Linked DNA regions of Homo sapiens: region 2 is linked to region 1. A link is a contact called in ENCODE Hi-C or POLR2A ChIA-PET data. All regions are on one chromosome and are shown on one strand. Each heading gives the region's core, a stretch centred on a gene start or an enhancer-like site at or near the end of the contact. The rest is flanking DNA. Distances are from core to core; before and after follow the strand shown.

Region 1 (6,877 bases), core at 864-3,363:
GCCAAGGTAAGAGACGGCCCATGTGAGGCCCATAGGCAGGTAAGTCTCCTGGGGCAGAGTGTGTGCTCAGGGCCGCACCAAGACTGGTGGCTGGACTGGCCAGTCCTAGCGCATGCAGGTACACATCAATCCAGCTGCTCTGGGAGTCGGCTCTTCGTCCATGGGCAATGTGAGCCATGGAGGGTCTTAGGTAGGGTGAGGCCCAGGAGAGGGGCCTGGTGGGGTGGGTGGCCTAGCTGGGCAAGGGCAGGTCCCTGATGACCTGAGGAGGCCGCAGCAGTCATCCCAGGAAGATGGTGGCATGGAAGGGCTGGGAGTAGGGGGATCTGGGGAAGTTCCCTGGGCTTGGGTTAGGGGGTAGTAAGAGTGAGAGGGTGGGTGGGTCAGCTGTACCCCTGGAGTACACAGAGGAGGAGATGTCCAGGAGGGTCTGTAGAGGAAGGGGCATGGCCCATGGGTCTGCAGCAGGAGGAAGGCAGTGACTAAAGTGATAGCTGGGAGAAGGCAGTGGTCCTCAGAGCCATACCTGGTGGGGAGAGGCCACGTGGGGCTGAGCAAAGAGGGTATGATTTCCTTCCAGCCTCAGGGCTGGGCACACTTGCCTTCAGAACCTCCCCACACTAGGTGAGCCAGACGCTGGCCTTATCTCATTTACCATCTCAGAGCCATCTGAAGGGGGAGAAGGGAACCGGGCCCCAGGAGGGAGAAAGTCATCAAACCTCCCACATCTGTGACCAGCCTCAGTGCCATACTTTTTCTATGGAGGGCCCTGTCCAATGGAACTGAGCACAGACCAGATAAAAGAACTGGGCACCCAGTGGCCTCAGTCCAGGGCCTGGAGTTCAAACTTTACTGGAAACAAAGGGGCCGAGAGAGACTGGGGAAAGAACTACTAGAAAGGGGCTGGTGCCCCCATGGGGCTGTGGGTTTTGGAGCCGCGTGCCCCCACCTGAGCCTCAGGGGGCCCGGAGTGTCCACACCAGTGGACCTTTCGAGAAATGGCTGGGCCATTGTGCAGAAGAATGCCCGGAAATCCCGCGCCTCCCTCCTCCAGCAAGGATGGGGGCTCTTCCTCCTGGCCAGGAAACTCCAAGTTGGCTTCCGGAGGGTGGCCTGGGGGCTGGGGTGCCAGGGACACCATCGCCACTGGTGGGAGGGCAGGGCACAGCCCCTCCGTGTCCCTTTGTCTCTCCTGTCTGAAGGCCAGAGCAGGCTGCTAGGCCTGGGGCCACCACTGCCCCTGGGTGCTACACCCAGTGTGCTGGGTCACTGGGAACTTCCTGAAGTGGTGTCACCTGAACTGGGCCCCCAAGGATGGGGTGCGGGCAGTACCGCAGGAAGAGGAGCAGCCCCTGTGAAGATTGAGAGGTCTGGGAAGCCCCTGCGGCTTGGGAGAGTGGGGGTCGCCAGGCAGGGGGAAAGCCCCTGTGCCACCGCTTTTTGCCAGAGACTCAGGCTCCAGAGAGGCAGTGAGTGGCATGGGGGGTGAGGCTGGGGCCCTGGGCCTGACCTCCACACGCCTGCCTGGCCTCTCTGTTTGCCATGGGATGAGAGAGACAGTGCTGGGACTCAGAGCGGGGCTGGAGAGTGAGAGTGCGAGAAAGGGCCTGGGTGGGGCTTGGACCCCGGGGCGGGCTTTCTGGAGAGCCCCCCTACGAGGGCCTCTACGGCGGTGACGGGGTGGGGGGCTTCTGCAAACCTTGGTCAGGGAAGTGGAGCTGGCTCGAGTGGAAGAGACCACCCGGCTCAGTCGGGGATGTGGGAGTGGACTGGGTGGTGCAGACTGGGGGTCGAGCGCCTTCTGAAGTGACGGGGCCGGGACGCGCAGGGAGGCGGCCCAAGAAGCGCGCCCTAGGCCAGCCCAGAATGCGCTCGGCCGCGACTAGGACAACGGCGGGTGGGGCTGGGGGCGGCTGCCGGGCGGGGAGCGGTCCCGCGCCCTCAGCTACCCCTCAAGAGCCGTTGTTTCCCTAACTTCAGCTGCCAGAGGCTCTGTGATTGGCTGCGGCACGATGACCCGCGCACGGATTGGCTGCTTCGGGCCGGGGGGCCGGGCCCGGGGGACAGAATCCGCCCCCGAACCTTCAAAGAGGGTACCCCCCGGCAGGAGCTGGCAGACCCAGGAGGTGCGACAGACCCGCGGGGCAAACGGACTGGGGCCAAGAGCCGGGAGCGCGGGCGCAAAGGCACCAGGGCCCGCCCAGGGCGCCGCGCAGCACGGCCTTGGGGGTTCTGCGGGCCTTCGGGTGCGCGTCTCGCCTCTAGCCATGGGGTCCGCAGCGTTGGAGATCCTGGGCCTGGTGCTGTGCCTGGTGGGCTGGGGGGGTCTGATCCTGGCGTGCGGGCTGCCCATGTGGCAGGTGACCGCCTTCCTGGACCACAACATCGTGACGGCGCAGACCACCTGGAAGGGGCTGTGGATGTCGTGCGTGGTGCAGAGCACCGGGCACATGCAGTGCAAAGTGTACGACTCGGTGCTGGCTCTGAGCACCGAGGTGCAGGCGGCGCGGGCGCTCACCGTGAGCGCCGTGCTGCTGGCGTTCGTTGCGCTCTTCGTGACCCTGGCGGGCGCGCAGTGCACCACCTGCGTGGCCCCGGGCCCGGCCAAGGCGCGTGTGGCCCTCACGGGAGGCGTGCTCTACCTGTTTTGCGGGCTGCTGGCGCTCGTGCCACTCTGCTGGTTCGCCAACATTGTCGTCCGCGAGTTTTACGACCCGTCTGTGCCCGTGTCGCAGAAGTACGAGCTGGGCGCAGCGCTGTACATCGGCTGGGCGGCCACCGCGCTGCTCATGGTAGGCGGCTGCCTCTTGTGCTGCGGCGCCTGGGTCTGCACCGGCCGTCCCGACCTCAGCTTCCCCGTGAAGTACTCAGCGCCGCGGCGGCCCACGGCCACCGGCGACTACGACAAGAAGAACTACGTCTGAGGGCGCTGGGCACGGCCGGGCCCCTCCTGCCAGCCACGCCTGCGAGGCGTTGGATAAGCCTGGGGAGCCCCGCATGGACCGCGGCTTCCGCCGGGTAGCGCGGCGCGCAGGCTCCTCGGAACGTCCGGCTCTGCGCCCCGACGCGGCTCCTGGATCCGCTCCTGCCTGCGCCCGCAGCTGACCTTCTCCTGCCACTAGCCCGGCCCTGCCCTTAACAGACGGAATGAAGTTTCCTTTTCTGTGCGCGGCGCTGTTTCCATAGGCAGAGCGGGTGTCAGACTGAGGATTTCGCTTCCCCTCCAAGACGCTGGGGGTCTTGGCTGCTGCCTTACTTCCCAGAGGCTCCTGCTGACTTCGGAGGGGCGGATGCAGAGCCCAGGGCCCCCACCGGAAGATGTGTACAGCTGGTCTTTACTCCATCGGCAGGGCCCGAGCCCAGGGACCAGTGACTTGGCCTGGACCTCCCGGTCTCACTCCAGCATCTCCCCAGGCAAGGCTTGTGGGCACCGGAGCTTGAGAGAGGGCGGGAGTGGGAAGGCTAAGAATCTGCTTAGTAAATGGTTTGAACTCTCTCCCACCTGTGTCCTGTTCTCTGTCCAGCCATCTTCCGTGTCCAGCAGCCCCATTCATCACCCACCAGCCCCGCCCTCCCAAGGACTCCTGTGGAGACCTCCTCCCAGGGCTGGAGGCTGGGGCTCTTTTCCCCATCCTCCCTGCCACCTTCCCACCAGGTGGGAGACACAGCCACCACTTACTACAGCCCAGAAAGGCGGGATCTGCGGTCAGAAGAGCTGCTGCGTCATGGGGCCCTGGGGCCCGGGATGGGACAGGGGCGGGGGCAGCGGCAGACCCCAGCAGAAGATGCGGGGTGAAGCGCCCTCAACACAGGCTGGTGAGTGGGGGTCCTGCGGTGTGGGAAGTGCTGGGGGTGAGCAGCCAGGCCGCTGGCTTCTCCCAGAAAGGGCCAAGCCCCACACAGCACAGGGTGAGGTTTTCCACTGCCCTCTCAGGGCTTGCCTAGTCCCAAGCCCCATCAAGTGGCCACAGAGGTCTGTAGAATCCCCGACCAGGCCCTTTCCAATGGTGGGTGGGGCAGGAACAGGGGTGAATGCAGGACACGCCGGTCAACAGTAGGGTTGCCATGGGAGGAGGTGCTGGCAGCTGGTTGCCTGGAGTACCACAGCTTGGCTCTAGCCCCTCGTCCTGGCTCCTCTGCCAGTCCCAGCGCAGCTCCCTACAGAGCCTGTACCCACCCTGCTGGCCTGGCAGCCTGCCCAGAATGGTGCTCACAACCAGCACCTGTGCCAGCCCCTGCTGGGGGCACTCTGGGTAACCTTCCTCCTCCAGGGGCTGTGTGGCCTGGGAGTCAGTGCTGGCCCCTGCCAGGCACCTCGGAATGGGGGTGTCTAGAGCCATCTAACATAGCCACTGAGAGCTCACTGTTTTTAGCCTTGTTCTAGGCACTTTGAATTAACACATTTTTGACATTTGACATAAAGCTAGAAGCAGAAGAGAGCAGCTGATGAAGGGGGCATGCTGCAGGGAAGAGCTCTAAGCCCAGCCGGAAGGGAGACTTGGTATCTGCCCCAAACTGGACTTGGGGGCCCTGCCCAGAAATGTCTGGGCCACATCCAGTGGCAGGGAGTCTCCTAGGTCTGGCCAGGCTACCATCATGGAGCAGTGGGAGAACCCCAAGAATGCAGGCTCAGAGTGGCTTAGGGCAGCTGCTGGAATGTGTGGCAGCTTCCTGGGAGCTGCTGTGGAACCAGCCGGTGGGATGAGTTACAGGGAGAGGGGCCCCACGGTGCAGAGGTCCTCAGCAGGCCTGACCTGTACCCCACCTGGGCCTGTACAACAGGGACCAAGAATAGTCCCCAAGCTTGGGAGTGTGTGATCCCAGAGCTGTGGCCCTGGGCAGAGCCAAAAACAATGGTCCTTACACTCTTGCACCTGGCCACCGGGACTGGGTAGTACCAGGTCTGGTGTGTTTGGTCAGAAGCTGAGGCCCAAGGCTGCCTGGGAGGGCATTCCTAAGAAAGCCTTTTCCTAAGAAAGGACAGGCACGGGGCTGGGCACGGTGGCTCACGCCTGTAATCCCAGCACTTTGGAAGGCCGACGTGGGCGGATCACAGGGTCAGGACATCAAGACCATTCTGGCCAACGTGGTGACACCCGTCTGTACTAAAAATACAAAAATTAGCTGGGCGTGGTGGTGTGTGCCTGTAATCCCAGCTACTCGGGAGGCTGAGACAGGAGAACCACTTGAACTCGGGAGGCAGAGGTTGCAGTGTGCCGAGATCGCACCAACTGCACTCTAGTCTGGTGACAGAGCGAGACTCTGTCTCAAAAAAAGGAAAGAAAGGGCATGGAAAGGAAGCTGCACAGCCTTTGAATTTTCCCAAATGGCCAGGGTAGGCAGCTCAAGGGTCCCGGGAAGCTGTGCAAACCACCAGAGGTGAGGGGAGGGGCCCAGCCTCCAGTCCAGCTCTCACCCTTTTGTGCCCACTGCCCTTTGCCAAGGGCTGCACCAAGACCAGCCCCACCTACCTGTGTGCTCTTTTCCAGGCCACTCTTTCTGAGCTTTTCCCCACTGACTTAAAACCTACCCAAATCACTCCTGCCTTCAAAGACCTGGAAAAGAGTGCTGGATGGTGAGACCCACAGGTGGAGGGATGGCTGAGAGGGTGGACTTGCTATGTGGCTGAGGCCAGGTGGACCAGAGGAAGTGGTAGGTGGACAGAGCCAGGTGCTGGCTGGCACCACCAGGCAGTGGCCGGTGCAGGTGCTATGAGGAGGCGGGGATGCCGAGGGGTCCTGACCTCTGTCCACTGCCACCCGGAGGGCCTGGAGGACAGAGTAAGGAGATCTTGTCCTTGGGGCCAATCCCCATGCTGATTTCCTGCCAGGCACTGAGGGCTCCTGGGGCCCAAGACCCACAGAAGGCTCAGAGCACACTCAAGCACTGGCCTCGAGACCAGAGCCACAATGGGGACGGAGCCTAAAATAAGCATTTTATTTAATAAAAAATGGCTTCTACATCTCAAATCATGTCCATAACTTACAATCTAAATGAAAGCCAGTTACATAAATAAGAAGGTCATTCTGGAAGAATCAAATTCTAGAAAACAAAACAAGAAAAAACAAGTTTCAAACGATGTTGATGTGCCACCGAATTGAAGAAACTGCCCAGGCGTCCCCTCTGGGTAGTGCTGCTGAGTAGCCAGGACTGCTTGTGGGGGTGAGGCCACCCCAGACTCGGAGGCCCCTGCTGTCCTCATAGCACCCCTTGACTGGGCTGAGCTGTCCTACATCAGAGCTCCTGCCCCCTGGCCCGGGCACCTTCTTACCTCACGGACCCCGCCCAGCTGCTCAGCCAGCCCCCTGGCACCCTCCCATGGGGGCTCTCCCTCCATCCCTCGGCACTCTGCTGCTCAGCCCTCCTAGCCCAGGCCACCTGTGCCCCTGCCTCAGTGGAAGGACACACAGCAGCATAACATCACCACCAAGCAGGCTGCAGGGGAGGGGTTTGCCTCTAGCACCCACTCCACTGCCAGAGAGCCCCACCTCTGCCTCCGCCCCACCCTATGCAGTCCTGTGATGCTCACACTCATCGTCTAAGGAGAGAGTGGGCCCCATTTTTGGATGAGGAAACAGGCTAAGCCTGATTAGGTGGCTGGCCCAAGGTCACTGCTGATGACCCTACAGAACTTGCCAAAAACCCCGAGGGTCTGACTCAGAGCCCCGCGCCCAAAATGGGCCCCATGTAGCCCAGGCCACCCTGAGAGGAACTGTGGGGTCCCTGAGGCCCCCTATGCTGTTGTCAGCAGAAACCCCCACTCCAGCCCCAACAGGAGAACAGGTGCTTGCCCCTGGAGGGATGGACAGATGGATGGATGGACGGACGGATGGGAGAGTGGGGAGGACCCCAGGCCTGGCCTGAGGGACCTCCTGCA
Region 2 (7,188 bases), core at 2,777-5,276, 92 kb after region 1:
TGCCCAGCTAATTTTTTTTGTATTTTTAGTAGAGATGGGGTTTCACTGTTAGCTAGGATGGTCTCGATCTCCTGACCTCATTTCGTGATCCACCTGCCTTGGCCTCCCAAAGTGCTGGGATTACAGGCATGAGCCACTGAGCCTGGCCTGGTGAATTAATTTTAATTCTGGCTGGGCGTGGTGGCTGATGCCTATAATCCCAGTGCTTTGGGAGGCCAAGGTAGGCGGATCACTTGAGGTCAGGAGTTCGAGACCAGCCTGGCCAACATGGCAAAACTCTGTCTCCTAAAAATACAAAAATTAGCCACGCGTGGTGGTGCACACTTGTAATCCCAGATACTCAGGAGGCTGACACAGGAGAATCGCTTGAACCAGAGAGACAGAGTTTGCAGTGAGCCGAGATTGCGTCACTGCACTCCAGCCTGGGCAACAGAGTGAGACTCTGTCTCAAAAAAAAATTTTTTAAAAAAAATTCTAACACAAGACAAAGGAGCATTTTGATTAAACCAGTATTTATTAACAGCATGCCTGATTCTGTGGAAAGCAGACTTGAACCCTGGTCATTCCTACTCTCAGGGGCAGCATGTTAAGGATAGCAGCCTGCAAGTCTATCTCTTAAACTCCACTTGTGTGTACACCTTGGTGATGTCATTGTACCTGCCTTCAGGGGGTTGGTAGTTAGGGATCGGTGGTGTGTAATGTGGCCCTTCCTTCTCAAAGGGGAACAGGTTAGGATCCCGCTTGATGGCCTCAGCATGGAGCTTCGGGGATTCCAGTTGCAGTTCCTCCAGAGCTTCCTGCTGGGCTTCTAGCATAGCCCTGATGGTGTCCCTCTCCATCTTACGCTCTTGCTGCTTGTACAAGGACCACTTCTTCAGAAGCAGAGCTCTCCTCTCAGTCTCCTCAAAGGTGAGCTCCACCTGAGGCCGCTCTCTGCAAAGAAGCTAAGGGTTACCAATCTCACTGGCATGTAAGTCTGTGACTGCAACTGACACAAGTATTCCCATTGCCAGACACAGACAGGACTTAGGAGATAAAACAAGTTTGGGACAAATTAAGAAATGGAATGTTGAATGTGGCTGCAGCTGCAACTGATGCTTGGAACCAAGGTCATTTGCTCTCTGTCAAAAGAACAGATGATCTGAGGAGACTGGTAGCACTTCCTCTGCCCAAGCAAATACTCCCTTGGGTGAGAGAAGACTTTTAACACCTGCCCCTTTATAGATGGTGCACACTGCTTACAAAACGGCAGCAGGAGCTGTTAACCCTGCACACAGTAGAATCCCAACAAATACCAACCAAAGATATCTGCATGATAAAACAGGAGGCCAAGGGTTTTCTACTGTTAGGATGAGGCGAGGGCTTCAGACTCCAGGCCCAAGGGATCAGAAACAGCCAAGACTCCTCATGCATGACAGCAACAACATGAACTCCAGAGCAGTGCTTAAGCATCTGGATTATTAGATGTCTTAGGTTCTTTCCCACCCAGAGCCATTCAAGAGTACCACCCAAGGATGCTTTCTCCTGCTTCCAAAAGGAGCAAGGACTCATTAGGGCCAAGTCAGCTCAAGCCTACTGACCAATGACTATCACAGGTGTGAACTACAGACACAACTACCTGAAGTTGATATTACTCCTTTGTCCTGAGGACTTCATCCCTAGAGAAGGATCCTTACCTTGCTTTATCCAAGAACTTTAGAGGGGTAATAAAATCTTCAATAGGAATTAGCTCTTGAGTAGCCTTTTCCAGTTTTCGGATCTTCCTTTTCAAGCGCTCCTTTGCTTCTTGGTCTTTTTTAGGATCTACCTTCTTCTTTTTTCGAAGAGGTTCTGATCTAATAGATAAAGCAAATATTAAACATTTTCCTCTTTGGTCTCATGAACCTACTGAGAGACAAGATGGTAAGTACCCCATACTGACCTCTCCACTGGGGGAAGGAGCTGTGCATGACTAACTCATGAGCTCAGCGTGGTGAGGAGGTACTCCACCCCACAGTACTTGTGAGAACTGTGTAGGTGCCATCAATTACAAGAAATAGTACAAAAGCAGCCGGGTGCAGTGGCTCAGGCCTGTAATCCCAGCACTTTGGGAGGCAAAGGCGGGCAGATTGCCCAAGGTCAGGAGTTCGAGACCAGCCTGGTCAACATGGCGAAACCCTGTCTCTACTAAAAATACAAAAATTAGCTGGGTGTGGTGGTGCGCACCTGTAATCCCAGCTTCTCGGGAAGCTGAGGCAGGAGAATCACTTGAGCCTGGGAGGCGGAGGTTGCAGTAGGACAAGATCGCGCCACTGCACTCCAGCTTGGGTAACAGAGCGAGACTCTGTCTCAAAAAAAAAAAAAAAAAAAAAAAAGTACAAAAGCAACAAGAGGCATCAGGGTATAAAATCGGGAAGTGTTCCTCTTTATTGCTGGGATTCAGGTGTGCCTTGGGATTACACTCAAAAGTGAAAATACCAAACTGTTAGATTAGAAGCTTATTACTATTAAAATTGATTTGTGGACTGGGTGCGGTGGCTCAGGCCTGTAATCCCAGCACTTTGGGTGCTGAGGTGGGTGGATCACCTGAGATCAGGAGTTCGAGACCAGCCTGACCAACATCCAACATGGTGAAACCCCGTCTCTACTAAAAACACAAAAATTAGCCGGGCGTGGTAGTGGGCGCCTGTAATCCCAGCTACTTGGGAGGCTGAGGCAGGAGAATTAGTTTAACCCAGGAGGCGAAGGTTGCAGTGATCCGAGGTCACACCACTGCACTCCAGCCTGGGTGACACAGTGAGACTCCATCTCAAAAAAAAAAGAAAAATCAAATCCTTTACTATCAAGATTGACTGAATCAAGTATCTACAAAGAGTCGAGAGTGCCAGATGGAAATACCTTTAATACTTGCATCTTCCCCACACTCTCCAGGGCCTCCGAATGGGCAGGGAAGAGGAAGGGTCATGGAGAAACAGAAACTTAAGCTGTGTCCTTTAAAACACACAAGAATCCCTTCAAGGAGAATACTTACTTCTTGAGAAACTGCTCAAATTTTAAAAATTACAAACAACAATCTATGGTTTGGAAAATGTTGGAAAAACAGAAAAGCATCGGCCTAAATTTAACTGAGAAACTTTGTAGGCTGTTAATTTTGCAAACCACACATCCAGCATTCTTGCTTTGTTCTCTACACATAGACTGACACCTTTACCCCCAGAGGTCAGGCCCTCGATTGAGTTTTACCTCATGGGAATGAGTTCCCAGAAAGACAACAATGACGCTCGCTGGTGAGTCTCTCTAAGCTGCGTCTGCCAAGTTCCCAGAAGCCTGAAAGATACAAGAGTATGTATAAATATCTGCTTCTCCAGGCTAGGCGCGGTTGCTCACGTCTGTAATCCCAGCACTTTGGGAGGCCGAGGCGGGTGGATCGCGAGGTCAGGAGTTCAAGACCAGCCTGGCCAACATGGTGAAACCCCGTCTCTACTAAAAATACAAAAATTAGCCGGGCGTGGTGTTGGGCGCCTGTAATCCGAGCTACTCGGGAGGCCGGGGCAGAACTGCTTGAACCCGGGAGGCAGAGGTTGCAGTGAGCCGAAATCGCGCCACTGCACTCCAGCCTGGGCGACAGAGCGAGACTCTGTCTCAAATAAATAAATAAATATCTGATTCTCTCCCACTTCACAGGAAAATAAAAAATTGCAATGCTCCCAAACCCGGGGCACTTCTAACTACTTGATATGACAGCAAGGTCAACGTGGAAGGTTTTTCAAAATCTTTCGTTCAGACCACAGAGGACTTAAGCAGGACCGCTGCTCGCCAGGGTGCTCAGATTTTCATGCATAAGAGTCACGACCAGATGGCTCATCCCTGAGATATTCGTGGACTGGGAGGCGAGCAGGGAGCACAGGCGAGTCCTGGCGGACAGTCGCGAAGACCCCGCACGCGCCCTGGGCACTCCGCTATCCGGCCAGCGTCCGCACTCACCCGCTAGTCGGGCGCAGGGCTAGCGAGATACTTCGCAGCACGGAGGCCGTCATGGCTACCCTCGCCGCTTCCGGGCGTGCGCCCCTCCACAGTCCGGCCCGCGGTGCCCCCTGCTGAGGTCCGGCAGACCAGGCGCCCAGCGCTCAGGCGTTCCGGCTGCGTGGGCTGGGACGCGCCTGTCCCCGCCCCCGACGCAGCCCCGCCTAGGGTGTCAGCTGCGCACACACGAGGGCCTTGCGTTTCACGCGGCTCGGGGTCCTCCCTTCCGTCCCCGCCCTGTGCTGGGAGCGCGCCTCTGCAGCGGGCACAGTCTAGCCAGTCAGGCCCTAGCCGGTTGGTCGGTCTGCGCCCTCGCGCGGGCCTCGGCTCCGCAGTGCAGCCGGAGCGGCCGAGGGGGCGTCCCTCTGCTCCTCCGAGTCCAAATGTTCATGTCTAGGCAAACGGCCCCGATCTTCTAATAAACGCGTCCGCCCCAGCCTCCCCCACCAGGGTTGGCTCGTCCCCCGCATTCGTTCGAGTCCGAAGCCCGGATCGCATTCCGGCGCCGGCGCGGAGCCCGGCGCTCGCAAGATGCCCAATAGCGCGTGTTGATGAATGACGGAAGCTAGTTAATAAGTCGGACTCAGACTGGCGAGGCAGAGCTGGTGACGGGCGGTCCACGCCACCTGGGCCCCGCCTGCCTCTGCGGGCGGCCCGGGTTGCAACTGCAGGCCCCGCTCGCTGTCCGCCGTCCAGGCGAACCGCCCTTTCTGGGGCGCCCGCGCCCGGGCCCGACCCGAAGCCCCTGCCAGCGGAGGAGCCGGGGCGGCCCAGTCCGCGTGGGGAGCGGTTTCCCGCCGGGGCGATTTGGCAGGTGCGCGCCGTGACTTCCGGCGTTGCCCGGGAGCCGCCTGAGGAGGAGCGGCGCAGGGGATGCGGCTGTGGTGGCGGCGGCGGCGGCCGAGCGCGGGTGGCGGCTGTGGCGGCGGAGGGGGGCGCGGGCCGGCGATGGCGCGGCGGCCCTGAGGGCGCGGGGCGGGCGGCGGCCGGAGGGCGGGTGGCGCGGGAGGAAGCGGCGGCGGTGGCTCCATGGCCCGGGCGCGCTGAGGGACCCGGCGCTCGCCTCAGCCCGGCGGCGGCGGCGGCCGAACAATGAAGCTCCTGAAGCCGACCTGGGTCAACCACAATGGTGAGTGCGCGCAGGGGTCGCGGGAGGCCGAGCCCGGAGTCGGGTCGGGGTCTGGAGTCGAGTCGGGGCGCGCGCAAGTCCTGCCTGTCTCGCCCCTGACGCCCGGTACCCGGTGCCCAAGCCAAGAAGCCGGCGGGAGCGGACTTTGTCCTCAGCGCGGAGAGGCTGGTGAGCCCCAGCACGTGCTCCGGGTTGACCGCAGCGAGGGCCATCTTCGCCCCTGGCTCTTGCTCTGAGTCTTCCGCTGCCCACCTGTGGTCCTTGGAGGGGCCGCGGCCTGGCTCCCAGGAGCGGGCCTTGGTGCCAGCCAGTGCCTTCCACTGGTCTGCATCGCCCGAGAAGTGCTCAGACGGTCCTGAAGGTGAAACCGGGATGAAATCCCCCTTGTGGCCTTTCAGTGGCAGGATGAAGATCCGAAATCTGCAAGAGGGACTGTTACTGCCCCTCTGGATCTGGGGACAGTGCCCCCAGTTGGGGAATTGTGGTCCCTAAATAGGAGGGTTTGGGGGCCCCGGGCCCCCGCGAAGGATCCACGATTAATGCTGAGCTGGGACATCAGGGTGAACTAGGGTTGGGCAGATAGGGCACAGGTGTGTTCTAGCAGAGGGGCTTCTTAGCTCTGTGGCAGTGGCTCCAAAGCACACCCTTGGGGAACGGACTCATCCACCCCATATCTTGACTCTGATACAGAGAGGCTAGTGGTAATCAGTTTCGTCATAGTTCTGCCTTGTTGGCAGAACTGCTGCAGGAGTTGGTGTTTGCTCCCCGGGTAGATGAAAAAAGCGCGCCTCCCCCTCCCCCACCCCACTCTGCTGACAGCACTGTAGCACAGAAATCAACCCAGGGAGACTCCTCCAGCCCAGGGCCTGATTCTGGCCTGTCTGACTGTTGACAGGCAAAGGGTCACCCTGATGCTGTCTTGTTCCTCATTTCTACTTTGCAGTGCGACTACAGGGTGCTACCGTTTTCTTTAGGAGCGAGAATAGATATTTTAACATGTGGCTTTTTCGTTTTGAATTTGGTCCCAGGATGCTCTCTACTACCACAACTAAACTGAACTGATCATGTGTGTGTTCTCCTCCTGCCACCTCTCTCTCCTTCCATCTTGTGTGACATCTTTCCCATTTTTCAGGGACTAGGTTCACGTGTTTCTTTTGAAACTGTTCATCCTGAGTTACCCCGGTAGATGTGCTGTATCACTGTCTGTGTGTTTTGCCTGGCATGGAAGGTGTGAGGGTACTTTCCATATGCCCCCAGGGTAGGGACTGCCTCAGTCCCTTCTGTATGCCCTACTGCATTGAACAACCTCTTCCACATGATGGGTATGTGATAAATATTGGCTAAAACAGGTAAGAAAGCTGAGGTTTTCATAATTTATCAAGATGAAGTTAGGTTTACTGTGCATGAAAGCCGAAGCCTTGAGTTTTAGTTTCATTTCTCCTGTTGATCTCCAAGAGCATTTCCTGATGTGTACTGTGCAGATCTTTCCCTGGAGAACTGGACAAATATTGTAATTATGAATTATGATGCTTGTGATTAGGAAAGGAAAAATGTTATTATGAACTAGTTTACTGTGTGAAGGTCTGATAGAATTTTTATTTTAAAATGCTTTACCTAAATCAGTTTTTGTGAATAGCCTACCCTTCTCCAGCCTCTCTTCTACTGTCATATAACTTGTTCCTTTTTGATAAGCTCCTTTGTAGGCCAAAAGTTTTATGCTATGTAAACATAAGTAAGTCAAGATGCTTAAGTGACGAACTAGGTACAAATGAATAAGAGACTACACTCAGATCAGCAGCCAAGTGCATCAGCCTGGCAGAGCAAGCACAACAGTGGCCCTTATTGCTGAGGGCCTCTCTACAGCCCTAGAATGGAGCATGATAATATCTACTCTAACCACTTCATAGTATGCTTGTGATACTCAGTTGGGAGCGTAGATATAAAAATGCTCCCCAAACTGTTAAGTGCTTTAGAAATCTGAGATAATAAGTAATAATAAAAAGAGGCTGGGCACGGTGGCACATGCCTGTAATCCCAGCACTTTGGGAGGCTGAGGC

What was found. A loop is a pair of places that touch in the nucleus more often than their neighbours do. ChIA-PET counts read pairs that join two places held with the same protein, here RNA polymerase II (POLR2A). Pooled maps may share reads with other maps.
Region 2: a pooled map shows a loop between it and region 1 (2.1-fold over the local background). The contact joins the promoter of MRPL40 here to the promoter of CLDN5 in region 1. A Hi-C loop is called at or near these places in 2 of 50 pooled maps. POLR2A ChIA-PET finds 5 or more read pairs at or near these places in 6 of 52 experiments (A549, A673, GM12878 and 3 more).

Annotation. Positions count from the first base shown.
Region 1 is chr22:19,519,646-19,526,522 of GRCh38, reverse strand. CLDN5 (claudin 5) reads left to right here and starts at 2,113. Exons shown (of 1, transcript NM_001363066.2): 1 at 2,113-3,496. The coding sequence starts at 2,268. The coding sequence ends at 2,924. CDC45 (cell division cycle 45) reads right to left here. Exons shown (of 19, transcript NM_003504.5): 19 at 5,915-6,042. RefSeq lists an enhancer at 3,498-4,430.
Region 2 is chr22:19,429,383-19,436,570 of GRCh38, reverse strand. It overlaps MRPL40 (mitochondrial ribosomal protein L40), which reads right to left and starts at 4,026. Exons shown (of 4, transcript NM_003776.4): 1 at 3,964-4,026; 2 at 3,223-3,306; 3 at 1,677-1,835; 4 at 496-933. The coding sequence starts at 4,016. The coding sequence ends at 609. HIRA (histone cell cycle regulator) reads left to right here and starts at 4,838. Exons shown (of 25, transcript NM_003325.4): 1 at 4,838-5,131. The coding sequence starts at 5,095. RefSeq lists silencers at 3,952-4,261, 4,552-4,951 and enhancers at 5,236-5,983, 5,932-6,001, 6,242-6,371.